Regions from separate parts of the Mus musculus genome. Here region 1 is linked to region 2. The links are chromatin contacts, found by Hi-C in ENCODE. All regions are on one chromosome and are shown on one strand. Each heading gives the region's core, a stretch centred on a gene start or an enhancer-like site at or near the end of the contact. The rest is flanking DNA. Distances are from core to core; before and after follow the strand shown.

Evidence for each region. A loop is a pair of places that touch in the nucleus more often than their neighbours do.
Region 1: a map of regulatory T cell shows a loop between it and region 2 (122-fold over the local background). The contact joins the promoter of Ramac here to the promoter of Aspdh in region 2. A Hi-C loop is called at or near these places in 4 of 37 maps with a recorded cell type or tissue (T-helper 1 cell, T-helper 17 cell and regulatory T cell).

Annotation. Positions count from the first base shown.
Region 1 is chr7:81,758,923-81,764,668 of GRCm38, reverse strand. It overlaps Ramac (RNA guanine-7 methyltransferase activating subunit), which reads right to left and starts at 1,716. Exons shown (of 3, transcript NM_025997.2): 1 at 1,613-1,716.
Region 2 is chr7:44,461,418-44,466,846 of GRCm38, reverse strand. Aspdh (aspartate dehydrogenase domain containing) reads right to left here and starts at 1,412. Exons shown (of 7, transcript NM_026690.1): 1 at 1,312-1,412; 2 at 613-757; 3 at 292-376; 4 at 34-183. The coding sequence starts at 1,375. Lrrc4b (leucine rich repeat containing 4B) reads right to left here. Exons shown (of 3, transcript NM_198250.1): 3 at 3,496-5,429. The coding sequence ends at 4,012.

The DNA.
Region 1 (5,746 bases), core at 467-2,966, about 37 Mb before region 2:
TGGATTTCTGTGAGTCTGAGGCTAGGCTGGTCTATAGAGTATGTTCCAGGACAGCCAGAGCGATGTAGAGAGACACTGTCTCAAAATAAGACAAGGAAAACTCCCAACTAATTAAAAGTGTCCACAATTCCAAACTACCCACAGAAGCCACTAGAAGAATGCCCCATTCCCAATTAAGACAGACATTCACAAGGCAAGGAAAAGGCACAATTTATTCTATTTTCCCCATACCCTACCACATAGGTATCTTCATACTTATTCATGAGAATGGAATTGAAACAAAACCTTAATGCAAGCTTTACTTAACCCAAGGATTTGAGACAACTATATTGTTTAATGTTTAGGTTGATTAAATATGGGCTGAGGCCAACACTACCAAAAGACAAGAGAATGTGGAAGAGGGAAAAGTCAAGAGGCCTTAACAAAGAACTACAGGCAACCAAGGAATGCGGAGAGCAAGAGAAATAGTCTTCTCAAGGGAAGAGCACACCAACTGGTTCTCTAATGCCATATTTGATTAGCCCCGAAAACACACGCATAAGTAACAATATATGAACTGAGCAGGTTGTATATATCTACATATTACTAAAGAGACTATGAATTTGAAAGAGCTGAGGGGATAAAGGGAGGGTCTAAAGGGAGGAAAGGGAAAAATGTTATTATGATGTAAAAATATACAATACATATGTATAATAATCACATAAAGCACAATTACATAATATATAAAATATAATTATATAATAAACATATAAAAGAAATAATAGAATAAATAATATTAAGAAAATACGGCTGGGGGGAAGGGGGTCTTGGAAGAAACCTCAAAAGATGAGGGAAGTGTCAGAGAGATAGCTCAGTGGTCGAGAGCGCTCACTACCCTTCCGATGGACCACAGATCAGATCGCAGCACCCACGCTGCTCTCAGCTGCCTGTAATATAGCTCCAGGGGAACAGACGCCCTCTTCCGGCCTCTGCGGGCGCCAGCACACGCAACCCGCAGACAGACAGACACACAACCCGCAGACAGACAATTCTTCCCCACCCCGCAAAGGCGTGCGTGGGCAGAGGAGCTGTGCACACACACGTCTCGATCTGAGTGGGCAGGATTAGAGACCCAAGGATCTCAGTCCTAGCAGCCTACGAGGAAACTCGAGCTTCCACGGAGGAACTCGGAGAGGCGACGACCCTCGTCGCCTCGGTCGTCACCAGCTACAAGCTAGGTCAGGCACGGGCAACCAGGGGCCGCGCGCTCTCTGTCGCTGCGGCCGACAGCCTTCCTGGCACTTGGATCCCACCAACCTCCTCACCACATAGAGAACCGCACAGAGCTTTGCCTGCGGTCGGCCGACCCTGGCTCGGCTGCTCTCCAGAGCGGAGCCCCGAGCACGGAGCAGGATGACTGACTAACCACTGCGCATCCCAGCCCGCCAGCCGACGCGCGGCTGACGACGGCCGGGACAAAGCGGCTCCTTCCAGAACTGCCGTCAGGAGCCGAGCTGCGGAGAAAGAGGCTCCGAGGGGCAGCGACCTCCGGCCTCTCGCACTTTCCGGCCCCAGGCCCCCATCACCTCCGCCGCCCCGGGTGGGAGATTCATCCGCCATGTGCGGTACTCACCCTTCATGGGACGCACTGGAGACCTCGGGCGTCCACACCGCCGCACCCCACCCGGCTCTCCAAGGTAAACAAACGCTCAGGAATCCCTCAACCACCCGACTTCCGCTTCCGGAGCGTGTAAGGCGGAGTCTCGTGCCAAGTCTCTCGAGATCTAGAAATCCTCGCTTCCCCCTCCCCCCCCGCCACGCCCCTCACATTCGAACCTTGGCGCGGCCCTAGGGAAGCTCCGCAGGGTCGAGCAAAGTGGCGATGGTGGGCAGTGCGGTCATTCGCAGCCAGTGCCTGGTGACCGTCGGGGAGAGGATATCGTCATGTATAAAATCCCTCGAACTGGCAGTGCCTGGTGCACTGGTACGGGAAGTCTGAGAGTAGGACTAGGAGGGAAGGCTGCTTGTCAATGGAGACCCCAAAGCCGGAGCCCGGGCGGCGGGGCGGAGGAGCAGACGAGACTGCTCTGCTTGGGCGATGCCCACCCGGTTCTTAGCCGGCCTGGGCAGTAAGGCTCCTGCGCACCGTTGTCTATGTGTGTTTGCAGAGACGAACCCACGCCTCCACTGCCCGTATTCCGCTCGCTCCCGAAGTCTCCGCTCTTCTCGGTTGTTTGCAAGTGTGGCAATGCCAGCTGTTGACTAGCCACTTTTCTCAGATTGCTCCCCGGACCTTGCCCTCCTCTTGGGAATACGATCAGCCTGGAAAGTTTAGTGTCAAAATGGGATACCTTAGGGCTGGAGAGGATAAGAACACTTACTGCTCTTCTTGGAGCCCTGAGTTCAATCCCCAGCAACCACATGGTGGCTCACAGCCATCTGTAATGGGATCTGATGCCCTCTTCTGGTGTGTCTGGAAACAACTATAGTGTACTCATAAATAAAATAAAGCTAAAAAAAGAATACCTTTTCTTTCCACGCCCTGGTCAGATGTCTCGTTCTGTTATTTGGTCCTTGTGACTCTGGTTTTCATCCATTCCCATCCCCACTGACTCCTCATCCAAGTTCTCTCTACACTCCCTGAACAGAGCACCGATGCCCTTCTTCCTAAGTCACTGCCCCTCACCAGCATATCACCAGACAACTGCCGTAGTTATAGTCATATTCAAGCACAACTGGGATGCAAGATATTCAATAACTCCTTGCTGCCAAGGCCAACAATCTTAATTTGGATTCAAAATTCTATTTTCTGATATTTCTCTTTCATTCCCTCACAGTAAAGCAGACCAAATGCAGTAGTTCACGAATACTCATTATGTTTTTATAGCTTGCCAGTGTTCCCTTATGCTTAGAATATTGCCACTCCCCTACACACACACACCCCACCACCTCACCACCACCACGACCTCCAGATGTTGACATTGATATTACATCCATTCTCTAAGACTTTACAGGGAATGAGTTTTACTTCTGCTGGGTTCCACAGTACCTTCAGAACTTTATGTGTTAATACCATTTTCTACCTGTTTATACACACCTTTAATTTGTACATCACACTAGTATATAACACCGTACATAACTCAGTACTAGTATATAACTCGGTACCTACTTGTGGGATGAACAGTGGAACTATGTTCTAAACTATCCACGCCATAGTTTAGAAACACCAATGTAACAAAAATAGGCCAGTGCTGATGTGGGGATGCAGGTCACAGAAACAGTCATTACTAAATAGGCGATGGAAGACGAACAGGCGTGGAAAACGGAGACGAATCCACTTCTTCGGGCCTCAGAGTTGGCACTGGAGGACTTTCAGTTCCATTTGATTGAACTAGTTAAGAGCACGAAGTGATAAAGAGCACAGTGGTGATGGACACCCAACCCTAGGGCGGTGGAGGGGGATGATGGGTTCAAGGTCACCCTCAGCTACATGAGACTGTCTTTAAAAAAATTCCCTGGTTTAATAGTTCATCATAAAGTAGCAATGCTATGTGTGATAACCACTGCATAACAGAATTACATGTTTATAAATAGTCTTTTTTCTAATTTATTTATTTTTACTAGGTATTTTCTTCATTTACATTTCCAATGCTATCCCAAAAGTCCCCCATACTCTCCCCCACTCCCCTACCCACCCACTCCCACTTCTTGGCCCTGGCATTCCCTGTACTGAGGCATATAAAGTTTGCACGACCAATGGGCCTCTCTTTCCCCTGATGACCAACTAGGCCATCTTCTGATACATATGCAGCTAGAGACACGAGCTCCGGGGGTACTGGTTAGTTCATATTGTTGTTCCACCTATAGGGTTGCAGACCCCTTTAGCTCCTTGGGTACTTTATCTAGCTCCTCCAATGGGGGCCCTGTGATCCATCCAATCGCTGTCTGTGAGCATCCACTTCTGTGTTTGCTAGGCCCCAGCATAGCCTCACAAGAGACAGCTATATCTGGGTCCTTTCAGCAAAATCTTGCTAGTGTATGCAATGGTGTCAGCGTTTGGTGGCTGATTATGGGATGGATTCCCGGGTATGGCAGTCTCTAGATGGTCCATCCTTTCGTCTCAGCTCCAAACTTTGTCTCTGTAACTCCTTCCATGGGTGTTTTGTTCCCAATTCTAAGAAGGGGCAAAGTGTCCACACTCTGGTCTTTGTTCTTCTTGAGTTTCATGTGTTTTGCAAATTGTATCTTGTATCTTGGGTATTCTAAGTTTCTGGGCTAATATCCACTTATCAGTGAGTACATATCACGTGAGTTCTTTTGTGATTGGGTTACCTCACTCAGGATGATGTCTTCCAGGTCCATCCATTTGCCTAGGAATTTCATAAATTAATTCTTTTTATAGCTGATTAGTACTCCATTGTGTAAATGTACCAAATTTTCTGTATCCATTCCTCTGTTGAGGGGCATCTGGGTTCTTTCCAGCTTCTGGCTATTATAAATAAGGCTGCTACGAACATAGTGGAGCATGTGTCCTTCTTACCAGTTGGAACATCTTCTGGATATATACCCAAGAGAGGTATTGCGGGATCCTCTGGTAGTACTATGTCCAATTTTCTGAGGAACTGCCAGGCTGATTTCCAGAGTGGTTGTACAAGCTTGCAATCCCACCAACAATGGAGGAGTGTTCCTCTTTCTCCACATCCTCGCCAGCATCTGCTGTCACCTGAATTTTTGATCTTAGCCATTCTGACTGGTGTGAGATGGAATCTCAGGGTTGTTTTGATTTGCATTTCTCTGATGATTAAGGATGCTGAACATCTTTTCAGGTGCTTGTCAGCCATTCGGTATTCCTCAGGTGATAATTCTTTGTTTAGTTCTGAGCCCCATTTTTTACTAAGGTTATTTGATTTTCTGGAGTCCACCTTCTTGAGTTCTTTATATATATTGGATATTAGTCCCCTATCTGATTTAGGATAGGTAAAGATCCTTTCCCAATCTGTTGGTGGCCTTTTTGTCTTATTGACGGTGTCTTTTGCCTTATAGAAGCTTTGCAATTTTATGAGGTCCCATTTGTCGATTCTGGATCTTACAGCACAAGCCATTGCTGTTCTATTCAGGAATTTTCCCTCTGTGCCCATATCTTTGAGGCTTTTCCCCACTTTCTCCTCTGTAAGTTTCACTGTCTCTGGTTTTATGTGGAGTTCCTTGATCCACTTAGATTTGACCTTAGTACAAGGAGATAGGAATGGATCAATTCGCATTCTTCTACATGATAACCGCCAGTTGTGCCAGCACCATTTGTTGAGAAGGCTGTCTTTTTTCCACTGGATGGTTTTAGCTCCCTTGTCAAAGATCAAGTGACCATAGGTGTGTGGGTTCATTTCTGGGTCTTCAATTCTATTCCATTGGTCTACTTGTCTGTCGCTATACTAGTACCATGCAGTTTTTATCACAATTGCTCTGTAGTACAGCTTTAGGTCAGGCATGGTGATTCCACCAGAGGTTCTTTTATCCTTGAGAAGAGTTTTTGCTATCCTAGGTTTTTTGTTATTCCAGATGAATTTGCAGATTGCCCTTTCTAATTCGTTGTAGAATTGAGTTGGAATTTTGATGGGGATTGCATTGAATCTGTAGATTGCTTTTGGCAAGATAGCCATTTTTACTATATTGATCCTGTCAATCCATGAGCATGGGAAATCTTTCCATCTTCTGAGATCTTCTTTAATTTCTTTCTTCAGAGATTTGAAGTTCTTATCATACAGATCTT
Region 2 (5,429 bases), core at 163-2,662:
CATGTTCCGTCTGGCAGCCCAGACAGTCCTCACCTGGAGGCCTCCGGCTGCATCCAGTCTGCTGATGTCTTCACTGCCCCATAGGGCCCCTCGGGCCACAAACACAGTGTGGCCCCAGCGCTTTGAAGCCTCCAGGAGCTGCTGCTCTGTGGTCTGGTCAGCCAGAGCTGAGGGGGATCCCACCTTGGGACACGGATGGTAGAGAGAGGCAAGGCCAAGACCCAGATTACTGCTGGAGGGTGGGATGCAGCCAACACAGAGAGGGACTCACTGAGGGGCAAGGAGGCTCACCAGGAGGTTTGCATGGCGAAGGATTTGTGCCCCAGATTCATGGATTATTTTGGGGTGGGCCACTTCTACCACAAGGTCAGGGTGCCTAGGAAGAGAGACATGGAGGGGGAGGGCCTTGGAGAAGAGTCAGGTCTCCTGTCTCCCAGGTCCTCAGGGTTTGGAGGGATAGCACTGCTTACCCTGGCTGAGGGAGGGGAGTGGGATAGTGGGTGCATTCTAGTTTCTCTTTATATGCACTGAGACTCAGAAAGGGTCAAAGGGTTGTCTGACACAGGGAGGCAGGAAGCAGCTTTGGGGAGGCTCCTTCTGTGGGGCGCTGACCTTTCCTCAAGGGCAGTGAGGTCTTGGAGCTGCAGGGCAGGGGGCACACTCCCTGCCATCCGTCCAGGGTCACGGTTCCACACAAAAACAAGTTCTAGGCCCAGTTCTGATCCCTGAGCCAGAAGGCGGGACACAAGGGACTGTCCTGCAGAGACAGGAGGGCTAGGGATCCAAGGAAAGGAGAGAGACCCTCCCCTCCTAAGTCAGGGAGATTGGGGGTGGGGGGGGGTCAGGGACCTAGAGACAGAATACAGTCAGAAGCCCAGAGAGGAGAGGCAGACAGACACACAGACAGAATACATAGAAACCTAGAAAGGAGAGACAGAGATGCCCCACATACACAGAGACACATACACACAGAGACAGAGACACAAAGACCCAGACACACACACAGAGATGAGAGCAAGAAGAAAGACAGACAGAAGATGGGAGAGAGAAGAGGGGAAGGTGGGGGGGGGGAGAGACAGAGACAGACAGACCTTGGAGACCCAGAGAAAGGACAGAGACCTAGAGAGAGGCAGATACCCAGAGATAAACACTCTCTCAGAGGGAGAGACACAGAGAGACAGAGGGAGGCCCAGTGAGTGGGCAGAAGGCAGGCTGGGCTGGCAGGCTGGGGTGAAAGATAGATGGAAGCAAATGTTTCTGGAACATTAGGAACAGGGCATAGAAAGAGACCCCAGGCCAGGTCTTACTCACCCAGGCGGCCATAGCCCACCACCCCCACCTTGTAAGGAACTTGAGGGAGCGTACTGGTGGCCATGGTCTTTAACAAGGTACCCTGCTGTGGGGGATCTGCTGTGCTTGCTGGCCCCTGTACCAGGCCTGACAGTGAATGAACTTTGGACTTTGACCCCTGACTCTCTCCACTGAGGGAGGGAACAGGATGGGGAGGGTGTCCTTTTCCAGCCCTCTGCCCTCCTGCTGGCTGGCATGGTGGCTTGGAAGCTAGGCCTTGCATGGCCCTATGTGCCCACTACCCCACGGCCTCCTGAGCAGCCCACATTCTCCCATTCCTGCTGAGGTAGAAAATTCCCTTTACAGCCCCCCTCCTCAGTCTGGCCAGCAGGTTGTCATGGAGACTGCATTTTCCTTGGGATGGGGGAAGAACTGGGGACAGGAATTTAGGTCTCCCACCAAGCCCCTTACAAACCTCTTGATCTCCTTTTTTTCCCCCCTCTAAAGTCTAAGTGGAAAGGTCTGGCTGGAATGTATGTGGTCCTGCAGGCCCCACCTGTGTCCTGTCTTTCCCAGTCCTCCGTGCTCCTCAGTCCTGGCTGGAGTCCCCTTCTTCACTCCAGTGTCTGATTGTCCTTGAGCTCACCTTAACTGTCCACCATTCATTCCACCTTGAGGCCACAATCTCCAGCCTCTTTGTATTCTTGGTCCCCTGACCCCCTCCTGTCTCCTTTCCTGTCCATGAAGAAGGGACCTGCATGGCTTGGGGAGTCTCTGAGTGTCCCAGGATGAGCCCAGCCACTGGCTGGCAGGCCTGGCATGGGACATGTCAGGCTGCAGCAGGCCAGCTCCCTGCCCCCATTGCCACCTGGTACAGCCGCATTGTTGCCATGGTAACCAGGATCCTAGCCGAGATGGTTGCGGAGAAAGCAGAAAAGATGGAGAACCTAAAGTGCATGCGCAACAGCTCTGTCCCAGGCTCCATCAGCAGAGAGGAGCTGGGTGGGGAAGGAGATAGGGCCAGAACCTGACAGTTGTCACAGATAAAGAATCCACTTAGCACTGGGGAGGGAGGGAGAAGATGGAGGGGTGGGGTCAGTTAGAAAAATCAGGAAGAAGTGGGGACAGGGACAAGAGGGCAGGAACACAGGGTTCAAAGAGTTGGAGGGGAGGTGCCTGCTCCCTATCTCTGATAGAGGTGTGCACCCTGGGGCCTTCCCTGTCCACAGAGGGTCTAGTTGTGCTATGTGTGGATGACAGGCCAAGCCTGCATTAGGCTAGCCCAGGGGTCCATGTGCTGTGTGCCTGATTGGCTACCTCTCTATCTCCCTAGGCCTTCTCAAACTTCCCAGGTAACTTTAGCTGTCTGGAGGTTAAACCTTGGACACATGGGTCATGCAGAGATGTCACTAATGTCCCCACTTTAGCACTAGTCCTGGCCTGGCTGCACATTTTTCTCCTTGGTAATTGCAGACGCTGCAGGTGACTCTGCCCTCCATGTCCCTGGTCTACTTACCGTGTCCCTCATGTGGTCCAGACCTGTTTATTCTGTGCACCTCCATTGTGCAGACTCTGTCTCCCAAGTAGCCAGGGATGTGTGTGGAGGGGACTCTCTTGTGGGGACACAACCACTTGCTCACTAGTGTCCCCCAGACTGTCAGTGCTGCTTCCTAGGCAGCCGTGCCTATAGACGGACGGTCCCGTTAAGCGGCATGATGGCTTCCCGTTTCTGGGGAGGCACACATGGAGCAAGCCGGGGAGGCTGGGGTGTAGCTCTCCTGCCCACACTGTGGCCCACAGACCCCCCCAGTATCCCACAGTTAGTTCTCTTGTTCCATGCTACCCTTGGAGCTTTGCGGTCCTAGGTCCCTTCTGGCTTGGGTTGTGTGCTGTGTGTGTGATGGGGGAGGCACCAGAGTCAGAAAGGAACAACAGCTAGACATGGGGATGGAGACAGAGACACAGAAGGGCAGCTACTGAACCCCCAGCACATGGGGAGATGGAGCCGTGCTGCTATGTGCTGGGTGAGCCTGTTCCTCTCTGGAATCTCGGGGATAGAGAGTCCCAGAGCTGTAACTTTGGAGTATCCACTCTCCCCTCCTGGGAGGACAGCATCGCTGGCTGCCTATCCTCTCCTCGTCCCACCCTCAGGAGCTTTGTGCCCTGTTTCTCTTCAATACTTTCATGCCCCCCCCCCCAAAAAAATTTTTTTTTACTTTTTCCGTGTTTTTTTTTTTTTTTAAAGTAATTACAGAGCAGGTAGTGATTGACGCAAACCTCCCTTCAGTATCAAAAGAGTCTGTGGGGTGGGGTGGGCCTGCCAGGGCCGCGAGTGGAGCTCGCTGTTGGGGGCATTGTCGGAGTTGCCCCCTGGGCTCTGGTGAAGTTGCCTGTCTCTTGTGTTTTGAGGGTGAAGGAGTAGGAGGGAAGGACAGGCGTCAAACTGCAAAAGAAAAAAAAAAAAGAAAAGAAAAGAAAAAAAAAGAGCCATAAAAGGAGGGTTGTTGGGGTGAGGAGAAAAGGGTACCCCTCGAAGAAGCTCCTCAACCCCTGGAAGGTGGCGGGCAGGGCAGGAGGGCAGAGGACGCGGCAAGGCGGAGGGCGGGGCCACCTCTCCTGGTCCCCAGGTCCTTTCCCATTGCAGGACCCGCAGGCGCCGCCAGGGTTGCTCGGCAAGCAGGAGCATCTCGGGCAGGCGTCCCGCGTCCCGTGCGCCTGGGTTTAGATTTGTGTCTCTTGCACGTTCTCCTTGGAGCCGCTCTTGAAGAGCAGAGGTTCGTGGATGGAGTTGAGGCCGGGGCCTTTGGCCCCGCACCCGCCTCCCGGGTTGCCGCCGTAGTGCGCCTTGAAGGCGGCCGCAACGTAGTGGTGGTGATTGAGGTGGTCTCGCTCCAGCGCCGGAAGGGCCAGGTGGCTGTCCCCACCCACGCCCGCGCCTCCAGCCACCGCGGCGGCCGCAGCCACCGACACAGCGGAGGCGGCGGGCAGCTCGTCCTCCACGTTGATGATCTCCACAGTGCGCGTGGGCCCGTGGTGCTTGTGCAGCTGGTGCTGCTTGCGCAGCTTGTAGAAGGCCACCAGCATCACGGCGGCCATGAAGGTGATGGCCACGAAGCAGCCGATGATGATTTTGGTGGTCTTCATGACATCGTCTAGGTCCTTAAGCGCATTCTCCGTCACGTCCGTGATGGGCACCGTGAAAGCCTTCTCCGTGGGCCGCGAGGAGCGCGGGGCCGGTGCCGTGGTGGACGCCGAGGCCGGGGCTGCAGCATCAGGCCGGCCGCCGCCCCACGCGCCATCAGTCGTGGGCCCCGGGGGCTCCTTCTCAGTACCTCGGGGCTGCTGGGCCTCCTCCCCCGGCTGCGTCTCCAGCGTCTCCACGGTCACCGTGGTGAAGTAGGTGTATCCGCCCGCGCCCCCTGCACCGCCCCCACCCCCTGGGCCCCCGCCACCGGGCCCTCCCGCAGCCACGGGGTCCACGGCCGACACGTTAAGCGTGGCCGAGGCAGTAGTGTTGCCAGCCGAGTTTGTCACCATGCACGTGTACTGGCCCGTGTCCTGCACGGTGACATTGGTGAAGTTGAGTGTGCCATCGTGCAGCACTGAAATGCGCACACGATAGGAACCGTGCGTCATGAGCGTGCCGTTAGGTGTCAGCCAGTTGACCGACGTCATGGATGTGCCTGTGCGGCACTTGAGCTCAGCCGCCATGCCCTCGGTGACATTGAGGTCTGTGGGTGGCTCCACGATGACCGGGGCATAGCAGGTGAAGTGCGACTGGTCTAGCTCGCCAATGTAGCGGCCCTTGAGGCCGGCGGGCGCGTGGCAGCGTGCGCAGCATGTGGTATTGCTGGGCACTGTCTCCTTCAGCCACCAGCTGAGCCACAGCACATCACAGTTACAATGCCAGGGGTTGTGGTTCAGGTGGACACGCTCCAGGCGGTGAAGGGGCGTGAAAAGGTCGTGCGGCAGCGACATCAGGTTGTTGTGGGACAGGTTCAGCTCCTCCAGCGACTTGAGGTCGTCGAAGGCGTTTCGCTCGATGGTGGCCACTTGGGCATGCATCAGCCACAGCTTGCGCAGGCTGGTGAGGCCCTGGAAGGAGCCAGGGCGAATTAGGTCCAGCCGGTTCCCGGACA